2 separate regions of the Homo sapiens genome follow, and region 2 is linked to region 1. Evidence: chromatin loops called from intact Hi-C (ENCODE). Cell type or tissue: heart left ventricle. All regions are shown on one strand. Each heading gives the region's core, and the rest is flanking DNA. Links, peaks and the distances in the headings are about the cores only. Region 1 overlaps PTPRT (protein tyrosine phosphatase receptor type T). Region 2 overlaps PTPRT (protein tyrosine phosphatase receptor type T).

Region 1 (5,384 bases), core at 228-5,227:
AAAGAGACTATTAAGTAAATACATTTAGATTGATTAAAGAGAAAAAAGAAGGAATATGAACCATTGCAATAATGCACACATGACAGAAAAAGGATAGGTGGGTTTGAAAAATATACATTCAACTTCTTGAGATAAAAAAACATAGTCATTGAAAATAGAAAGAAAGTAAATATGTATATAAGAACAGACATGGAACATAACACAAGTTAAAGATACAGCAGAGGAGCTGAAAAAAAACAGCAAAAGCTGGCTCTTTCCTTTGAAAACACCAACAAATTAGACAAACCTCTGCCAAAAAATGATTAAGGAAAAAAGACACAAATAAGCCACTTCACAGTTGTTAGAGACTGACAGAACATTTTTAGCCCAGGCTTAGACTGGAGAATGATTAATGACCAGAGAAGCCCTGAGACACATCTCAAGACTCTGATGGACGTGGTCAGGGTCAGCTGGTAAACACCAGCCCATCACCTGGGTGCTAGCTTTTTAAAAAAGAAGTCATATTTTGAGATCATTACAGATTCACATGCAATCGTAAGAAATAACATAAACGGGTCTTAAATACCCTTCACCCAGTTTTCCCCAATGTTAACACTTGTGTAACTATAGTACAATATTATAACCAGAAAATTGACATATATGTTACTGATCTTATTCAGATTTCATTAGTTTTACATGCGCTTGTGTGTATGTTTAATTTATGCAATTTTATCCCATGTGTAGACCTGTGTGACCACCATCACAGTCAAGATGCAGAAATGGTTACATCACAAGGACCTCTCATGCAATGGAACACTAGCGCTGAGTTTCTTCTTTCTACACTAAGACCTGGTTACTAGATTCTGGGAGACTGCAGCAATAATGAAAAGAATTGTCTCTCAGTGAAATGCCAAACTCCGCTAGGGATCGACAAACTGGGATCCCATCTTTCCTGATGCTCCTTTAATCCAGGCTTCCACAGGACCACAATATGTGGCTGGTCATACATGCTGTGCACTGTTCAATTTTAGAGGGTGTCATTCCTTTGACGGCCTTGCTCTTGTGATCTACAAGGGCCATCAATCTTGACTTGTTCCAGTGACTAGCGGTTATTATTTTCATTTTGAGTAAATCAAGTGGAAAGTTTCACCCATCTGGTCTAGAGAGGAAGCAATAAGCAAAGCATCAGTCTATGGACTTAGTTCCCTAAGAGCTGAGGCAGAGTTAGGAAAGGAGACCTCTGTTCAGAGATTCTTCTATGTGTCTGGAGTGAACTGGGCCACAATAAAGGGTTTTGTGCATGTCATGTGTGTGGGGAGTGTGTGTATCCTGGCAAGCATGTGAGTTTTCCCTTACCTCTTCTCCAACCAGATATAAATGGCTTTTTATCTGTTTTAGAAAATAAACATCTAGGTATAATTTTGTTCAAAAAAGGGTTTCACTATTTTTTAAAAAACTTTCAAAATAATTTTTTTCTTTTTGTCAAAATTCTATCAAAATCAGTGAGGAAAGAGGCAGCAAAAATGCTGATACCAGTGTTCCACAGCATAGGTTGTATAAACAATACATTTGGAAAAAAAATGAAAGGTCGTTGAGTTTGCCAGAGCAACAGATGTTTAGTAGTGATAGGGATTCTCTGTGGCTGGCCTTAACCACTTAGTGATCAAACTAGGAAGTGAGGGAATAAAGCTGAGGGGCGTGCATGGAATCCTGGAAGTATTTTGTTGCACCACAAAGAAGAAGGGATATAATTATGGACTTTTTAAGTCTTTTAACTCACTGGAAATATAAGCCCTTTTTGGTAACATGTAGGTTGATTATTTAATTCTTGCATATTCACCATCCATTTATACTTTCAGAGACACTTGTTGTTGAAAATAATGGCCTTAAAAAATGCTGAACTTTGACCGGTAGAAGAATAACCCATAAATAGACATTGAAATATACGCCTAAAGAATTTTATAAACTGATGATAAAGTAGAGTACAAATATTGGTTGGCAAAGAATGGATTCCCAGAGAGTGTATTATTTTTCAGAAGAGAATGAAGTATATTAAAGTAGATGAAACTGTAAGGTGGCTTAGTGTTAGAAAGATTAATATTATTGGAAAGTTACTTCATGCTTTCAGTAAGAAGTTCTGCATGTGACTATGGCTTGTTAAGATAAATAGCATATGCAAAAGAACTTAGAAGAACATGTCTTGGTCAGTAAGTTACTCAAAGCATAAATAATAAAGAAAGGTAAATCACACAGTTTTAATATTCTTGCAAGCATGAAGGGAGTGATAAGGGTGTGGCATTTGAGAGGAGTTTATATGGAAGGAAAGACTGGGATTAAATGAGGAAGGATCTGAGTTATAGATAAAGGGATTGATTGAGGCAGCAAGCACAAGAAATGGAAAGCGACTCTGCATGTCAGTTCTGTGTTTCACAGAGCCACTACCAGCATAAATAAAACCCGGTATTGATAGATCCATGTGGACTCACCTGCCCCTATTCTCAAACCATCACTTAAAGGAAAACTTGGGCAGGTGAACTTATCCTCAAAGTGGGGCCCTGTGTTGACAGGGACTGCCAGCAACTCGGACAGTCTTCTGCCTTGAAAATTCTAGAGTGTTTGAAGAATCTGATATATTGAGGAAAACGGCAAGTCCAATAGGAAAGACTGAGAGGCTCACACAATACTCTCTGAAGACAGGGTAGTGGTCTAACACGTACAGACTTTGGACATGAATAGGGCTGAGTGAGAACCCTGACACCATCACCTACTGCCTGTGTGATTTTGGGCAAGTTACTCAATCTCTCTGAACCAGTTTCTGCAAAGCCTTTATGGCTAGTATCTCTGAAAACTGGAGATAGAAAGAGAAAATCAAGCACTGATTTATAATTGTTAGAAGCTCAACACATCAGAGGTTATAATTGTTAGAAGTTCAACACATCAGAGGTTAATACAACAGAAGAAGAGATAGTCATTTCTCTCCATGGCCAGGATCCTCAAATCTGCTGCCCCTCTCTTTCCCTATCCATAGTGGCTGAAACAACATCCTTACAACTCCTTGAATCCCCTCTTCCTTCTCCATGTTCTTTTCTCCAAAATAAGGCATGAGAACTTTTTCAAAGGCCAAAGCTGAGCATGTCACCTCCCTGCTCAAACTTTTTATTGGATGCCCACTGTCCTTTGGCTATGTTCCAGATTTAAGATATTTAATATGGCTTCAAGGCTATGATTGGTCTAGCTCTCACCAATCTCATTTGCCTCATCTTGTGTCTCTCTGTCCTTTCCCCTCTAGGCTGCAGCCACACTGTCTCCTCACTGAATTCTCGCCCACCTGAGAATCTGTACAGGACGTGCTATTCTCCTGGAGTGTTTATAACTTTTCCCCCAAACTTCCAAGGCCACGTGGACTCCTATTCATCCTTCAGCACTCAGCTCAAGTCAATTCCTCCTCTAGAATAAACAAACCCATCTGTGGTATGAATGAATGGTGGTTACCAATTGGGTTGAGTAGGGGCAGGGGATGGCTGGGAATGGGCATGAGGGATCTTCCTGGCAAGTCTGTATATTACTAGGGGGCTGGGTTGCAAAGTGTATGCAATTGTTGAACTCATAAAATGGAAAACCTAAGATTTCTGTGTTTTTTTGCAAGTAAATTTTATCTCAAAGGAAAAAACCAGACTCTTGAGTCGGCATTAATGATGTGTACAGTTAAATATTGGGAGGAAAGGGAAGTGTAGTGATGTCTAAAATTTCCTTTGATATGCATAAAAATTAAGATGGATTGAAGGATGGATAGATGGGAAGATAGGTAATAAAATAAATATAGTAAAATGTTAATAGTAGAATCTAGGGGATGACTGGTCACTAAAAGTATTTTAACTTTTCTGAATGAAGATATCAAGGAAGACATCTCTGTCTGCCTCCATCCCCATCTGAGGGTCCCATGTTATATCCTAACAGTATCATTTTCATGAATTACAATATATGTATATTCCTGAACATACATCGTCTTCATGAATTACTATAGTTATTGAATAATAGTGAGATTAGTATCTTATCCTTCACCGGACTGTAAGCTCCATGAAGACAGGTATCATATCTGTGTTGTTTACTCGTGTATCTCCAGAATCTAGTGCCTACTCTGGAAACACTCATTTGTTAGGTACACCTTGCTCTCTGAAATCCACCCTCCACCTTGTTGATAAATACAATGTTTGTTTATCTTCAAGGTTCATCTGTCATGTCTTCTAATTCTTTTGGTGAGGATATCATGATCTCTATTTCCTGCCTCAGTTCCATTTGCCTTGGTGAGTGTGGGGAGGTTGATAAGCCACATTTACTCAAAATGCATATCTTCTCCTGATGGGCTTCTGGTGATTTTAACTACACTCAGATCCGAAGCTCTTCTCTCAGAGTGAAAATGTTCAGCTTCACTGTGGCTCCAGGGGACTGGACATGATTTGGAGTTTCTCATTGGCTCCAGGGTTGTATGTGCACTGAAAACAACTGGCCCAGAATTTTGTATTATGTATATATCACCAAACTCCATAACCTGCACACTTATGGGAAGATGTGTGATAGAAGGAAAAGACTAAGTAATGCCTCACACTGAAAATACAGACTGCTCCTATTTTCTATCTCTCATTCATAAAAATTATAATAAGACTAAGGAATGCAAAATAGTTGCAGAGTAATACTTAGCTAAACTAGAAAAACTCAATTTTGACAGGTTTTTACAATCTTCAGCCTGACAGGTGACTTTGTCTTTTGTTGATGTGCAAGAAAGAGAAAATGAAATAACTAAACTTGTCTGAAAGATGAAATTTAAATGTGCAACAGATGTTTGAAAGAGTTTGCCATTGTTGTGGGTGGATAAAAGCTTCCTTTCTCCATTTCAAACTATGCCCTGGATATTTAGGCTGAGTTTGTGGATATTATGAACTACAAAGACAACGGGACATTAAGACAATGGAAAGAACACAGTTTGGGAGTTACAAGACCTGAGTTTTCATCCTGGTGTTACCACTAAATTATCTTGCACAATTACCTTCACCTTTGTGGACCTTAATTTTAAAACCAGGCAGCTGAATTAGACCAATGCTTCTCAAGGTGTAATGTACATATCTAGAGATCTTCTATAGGCAGATTCTAATACAGTGGGCTGAAGTGTGGCCTGAGAGCCTGCATTTGTAACAAGCTCTCAGGTGATGCTGATGATGCTGGTCCATGGACCACACCTTGAGTAGTGAGGGATTAGGTGGTCTCTAAGGGAGCTTCCAGTTAAAAGATACAATGTGTTCTTTAAAGGTCCTGGAATTTCTCTTAAAAAAGCAAACATTATTCTTTCTGCTCTTACTGAATGAATGAAGTAGTACAGCTTAGTATTGTTCAAAACCAACCAAAAAATG
Region 2 (5,384 bases), core at 138-5,137, 64 kb before region 1:
CTTTGTCTAACAATGTAGATGTCAAAAGACACACAAAGAGGAAGAGAGATGGAACAAGACAAAAAAGCAATATTGGCTCATGGTAAATCCAAGGGGCACAGGCCAGTGCGGACCACTACCTACAACAATTTGGAAAGTACACCCATTGGAAGCAGAGTCTTCATTCATGAGAAACTTTCATGGTTTGAATGAAGTCTGACTTAAGTTTGCTTCAGAACCTACTCCCCAAAATCCAGATGCGGGGACTCAAGAGACTTGGCCTCTGTGTCTGGGAGGGAGTATAGGGGGGGTCACTCGTGTTTTTTTCTTCAATGTTCATATTCACCATGCTTTAGTATAAAGAATCAGCCCAATTTGGTTCCAAATTTTGGAACAACTATCAATCAATCAGCGGTGACCAAGTTGCCTAGTGTCCGTTTGTTTGTTAGCTTCAGATTTCTGATGCTTTTAACATACCTCCCTGCAGGGTCCTTGTGAGGACAAAGCTGTGTTTATTTCATTTCAGCATCACATAGTAATTGAACACAGGATATTTGAAAAGACCCCCTAGGATTAAATCCTGGCTCTATTACTTATTAGCTGCATGACCTCGGGCAAATGACTTAACCTCTCTGGGTTTCAATACTCATCTATAAAATGATGTTGATAATAATTAAAATACTCACTCATCTATAAAATGATGTTGATAATAATTAATAGATCCACCTCACAGCATTAATAGCACAATATGTATAAATTGGATGAAATTACAATTAAAATGCATAATGCATACAAATTGCTTTGTGCCTGGATACATAGCCATTTTTTATTGAGAAATTATTACTATTATATTCAACAAATATTTATTGAAAATCTAAGATGCAGTAGATGCTGGTATTAGGAGTGGGAATATGAAAACAAACAAACATTGTTCCTGTCCTGAAGGATTAATAAATAATCTGGGGAGGGGGAGAAAGAAAACATTAAGAGGAGGCAGAGAATAATGATATATTAGAGTGCTTACTATATGTCAGGCATTCTCTCTTAGGCACTTAGCCAACCCATTTGGTAATAATTTTCAGAATGGCCCCAGGAGTGGGTACCACTCTGCTCAGATGCATTAAGATGACCTGCTAAGGAGACACATACCGGCGTAGAGCCATCATGCGCCGAAGTCCTGATGATAAACAAACATTTGCCATTGTCTTTCTTTCTTTCTCCCTAACCCTTGATCTGGGTGCTCTTTGGGATATAGAGATGGGGGGCATTAATGATCCATTGCCCTTTGATTGCTATGAGATATAAAGCAAAGCAGAAAATACATGCAAAACATTTAGAGAGTCCAGGATTACCTCCTCATCCTCACTTGCCTTATCTGTGAAATGGGGTTGTGTAGCTACTATTGCTGGGAAGATAAATAAATGGATGCTGTATGAGGACGGGGCTGGCTCTGAGACATCCACAGCTTATGGAGTCTTCCATGGTCTCTTGACTGACACAAACTGCCAGGGCAGGGATGTGATAACTCAAGCATCCAGGGTCTGAAAAGATGGGCTGCCCCAAGGTCATATTGGAAGAGAGAGGCGTTGGGAAGGAGGGGGATGCCAGCTGGCCAGCCTTCAGGTCAGGAAGGCCATCCTCCTCCAATTCTGGACACCCTTGACAGGATACTTCATCTCCATTTGGGAGGATTCAAAGACATGCCACTCATTCTCAATGTGACTTTCTAGGTCAGAGCTGAAAATATCTCTTCTTCATAATAAGGTAAAACCTGGTGCTGTCCATTTCTCTCTATGAGGGACCCTGCAGGCTGGCAAGTGATCTTGAAAATAATATAGAAATGAAAAGAAGCATGCTTCCACCAAGGCGCCCTGCTGCCATGTCAAGGAGCTGAGGGCAAGTGTCTGGAGAAAAGCAGGTGAAATATCCCCACTCTGTGTTTACCTCCTCAGCACTTGAGTTTTTGTATCTGTAAAATGGGAATGTTAATAATGCCCACCTCTCCAGACTGGACGAGAAGTAAATAATGTGGGTAAAATGCACGTGACAGACCCAGCAGATGCTGCCAGTGTTCAGCCTGCCTCCCTGGTGACTGACTTCTTCACTGTTTTCAGGCAACAACAGTAACAATGGCCACTACTGCTATTCCTTTTGTTAGCTGACCTTGTGACCAAGTATCATCAGAAAGCACTGGGCATGGGGGGGACACAGGAAGAGGAGTCTCTAAGAGTAAAGCCACTAGAAAAGATAACATGTCCCTCCCAAGAAAGCCGAGCTGCAGAGGCACACTAGGGTAGGTGGAGGACTTTTTCTTTTTTTTTTTTTTTGAGACAGAGTCTCGCTCTGTCACCCAGGCTGGAGTGCAGTGGCGCGATCTTGGCTCACTGCAACCTCCCGCTCCTGGGTTCAAGCGATTCCTCTGCCTCAGCCTCCCAGGTAGCTGGGATTACAGATGTATGCCACCATGACCAGCTAAGTTTTTGTATCTTTCTTTAGTAGAGACGAGGTTTCACCACGTTGGCCAGGCTGGTCTCGAACTCCTGACCTCGTGATCTGCCCGCCTCGGCCTCCCAAGGTGAAGGACCTTTGACTTACCTGCAGTGGACCACTATGGGCCCAGCTTCCGGGGGGTTGAGGAACTTGACCTGGCGGACGAAGCCCAGAAGGCCAGTGGCATAGCAGGGAACGCCGTGGTCAGGCCAGCTGGTGAAGTGGAAGAGGCGGAGCTCCCGGATCTCATGGTAGCCTTTCTGAGGAAAGAACGGGCCTCTGTTCTTCCAGCTGCTGCCCTCGCATACCCAGCCCAGCAACACGTGGAGCCATAGCTGCTGCACTGAGGAACCTCCCGCAGGGACAGGGCCCTCACAGTGTTTGTTAATAGGTGTTACTGGATAGAGCGATTCTGTAATCAGTTACATTTGGGAAATATGGGATTGTTAAAACGAAACCGATGGCTTTATTGCAGGATTTCTCAGAGTCTTGAGTGTGCTCATACACACTCTGAATGCCCAAGAGGGCCACAGAGCACCCTAGGAGACCTTCTTTTGTTTGCCTAGGGGATCGTCTTTGACAAATGTTTCATAGGAGGTGTATTGAGTACGGATTTAAAGAAATGTTGGCCTTAAGGACCAAGTCAGTCCAAATTGTTTCCAGTGGAATCTGAGGCGTTCAGTGATTGAGGTCTGATATTCTGTAGTGTTCCAGCCTTGGCTGTGATAGTCTGTGTGGCTTTCAAAGTTTATATAACTTAGTACTGACTTCTTTATTAAGTAGATTCTTACTTAGAATGATTACATAAGATGCGAAACAAACAAAGGCAGAGCTTCTCTGATCTGATGGAGACAGAGTGGGGCCTAGAGCTCTGAGCGGTTCCCCTCCCCTTTCACACCCCTCCACCCCTCACAGAGACACACTCCGGGCCCAGTAGTGGTTTTCTGACCATTCCATGGCCAGGTCACACTTCTAAGCCTTCGCTTAGACAGTTCCTGTTCCCTACTATTTTTCTACTTAGCAATCTCCTGCAGATACCCAGAGAACACTGAATAGGAAGAGTCTGTTTGATTATTCATTCATTCCTTCATTGAAAAATCATTTACCAAGTGTGACCTGTGCCCAGCCTTCCCAGCCTTGTGCTAGGTACTAGGAAGGTGAGAATAAAAGCCACAGCTCCTATCCCTGGAACAGCTCATGGCCTTGTCGGGGAGGCAGATGCCCAAGTGGGTAATTCTATTGAAGTGGATAAAGGAGTGCCTGCTAACCTGATCTGAGGAGAAGAGAAATCCCAGAAGGCTTTCTGGAGGAGGTGATGCTTGACCTCCATCTTGAAACAGACTAATAGTGAAAATAATAACTAACAAACATTAACTAAGCATTTACTGTGTGCCAGTCACTCTTCTGAACACTTCAACATGCTAACTTACTTAATCCTGATATAAATCCCTATATTTTTATCTCCATTTGATGGATCAGGAAACTGAGGCTAAACAAGGTTAAGTGACACACCCAAGGTCACAGTACAACTCACAAGTTGTAAAGGGACCATGTGAACCCTGGCTGTCTGTCTCCACAGTCTGCACTCTTAATCATTCTAATATAGTGATGTGTGAGTATTACCCAGTTGACGGGAGAAGAGGAAGGAATCCAAGGCAGGGGGACAGCATGGGCACAGGCCTGGGGACAGGGCTTAGCATGGTGTGTGCAGAGAATCACTAGCAACCCAGGGCAATGCTAGAGGCAAGTGGAAGTCAGGCCATGGGAGACCACAGGCCTGGGGGTGCAGGAGAATAGATGAGAGCTGGATCCCAGAAGGCCTTGAATCTACATTAAGGCCTTTGGACTTTATCTCAAAGGCACTGGGAAGCTACAGGGAGATTACACAGACGGTTCCACACAAGAGGAAGTGCATCATTAGACTTGCATTTTAGGAGGCTGCATCCTGCTACATGAAGGATGGATTCAGGTGGGTGGATCGGGGGTTGCAGAGAGGGCACTATTGGTGCCCACTCAGATCCCCATCACTGGGCCAGTGGACTCATTGCCACCTGCTCTGAGTCGTGGCTGCACACAGCTCACAGTTACCCTCTTCTGAAGAGAACTGTTCTCAGCTGAACAGGAACCCCCCTCCCCTGGGGTGTGGCTGGGTGGGGCAGCATCCTTCAGTGACTGACTGATAGTAGAGGGAGAGTGACCAACTGGCTTGCCACTTGCTCAGTCTGCCCAGGACTGACGGGTTGCCCGGTACGTGGGACTTTCAGTGCTAAAACCAGTAATGTTCTGGGAAAAACAGAAATTTTTTTTACCCTTATGGGGGGCACCTGAGGCCCCTTTGCCTCAAGGTTGGACCAAGTGTGCAGTACCATTCATGTTCCAGGGCTCCCATGGGGTTAGGTGGAAGCAAGTCTCTGCTGAGGCCACTTCCTCACTCAGCTCCTTTCCCCACCCCATCCTGGCTCTCTCACTGCCTTCCCCCTGCAAACTCTCCCTAAACACATGAGCCAGGGCACCCAAACGACTGCTGCTTCTGGCTCTGCTTCTGGGAAACCCAAACTAACATAGGGGCAGGACTAGAGGCAGACAGTCCTGTTAGGAGGGAGAAATCAGATGCCCAGATGAAGGCAGTGATGAATGAGCTGAAGTGAGAGAGGAGAAAGCTTCAAGAATACTTGGACTTTTTTCACGCCATCCTCCAAATCAATTCAGTCCCAAGAAGCCTTCCTTCGAGCTCTTCCCACCTGTGCTGTGATGATTTATCAAGGATCCTCTCTCCCCGATGCGTCTGTGCTGTCTTCAAGGGCAGACAGCACTCCCTGTTTATTATTTCCAGGTTCCCAGCTCAGGAACCGATTTTGAGCTAAAATCGCAGGTAATGTTTGCTGAGTGCCTGCCTGCATGCTGTGGAGAGGCTG

Evidence for each region. Peaks named below come from ENCODE experiments on the same cell type or tissue, not always from the same donor. Only the 100,000 strongest peaks of a DNase experiment are listed, where the experiment ranks them.
Region 2: it touches region 1 in a loop (4-fold over the local background); 1 of 110 quality-filtered maps calls a loop at or near these places.

Annotation. Positions count from the first base shown.
Region 1 is chr20:42,172,042-42,177,425 of GRCh38, forward strand. The region is part of intron 16 of PTPRT (protein tyrosine phosphatase receptor type T); the gene reads right to left. Among named protein-coding and RNA genes, the nearest start is that of CHD6, 560 kb to the left of the region's middle. In heart left ventricle, for the core only: no CTCF peak of the experiment used is centred there; no DNase peak of the experiment used is centred there.
Region 2 is chr20:42,107,759-42,113,142 of GRCh38, forward strand. PTPRT (protein tyrosine phosphatase receptor type T) reads right to left here. Exons shown (of 31, transcript NM_007050.6): 23 at 2,575-2,729. It overlaps LOC101927182 (a long non-coding RNA gene), which reads left to right. Exons shown (of 6, transcript XR_001754611.2): 6 at 1-746. Among named protein-coding and RNA genes, the nearest start is that of CHD6, 490 kb to the left of the region's middle. In heart left ventricle, for the core only: no CTCF peak of the experiment used is centred there; a DNase peak (open chromatin) is centred at 2,692.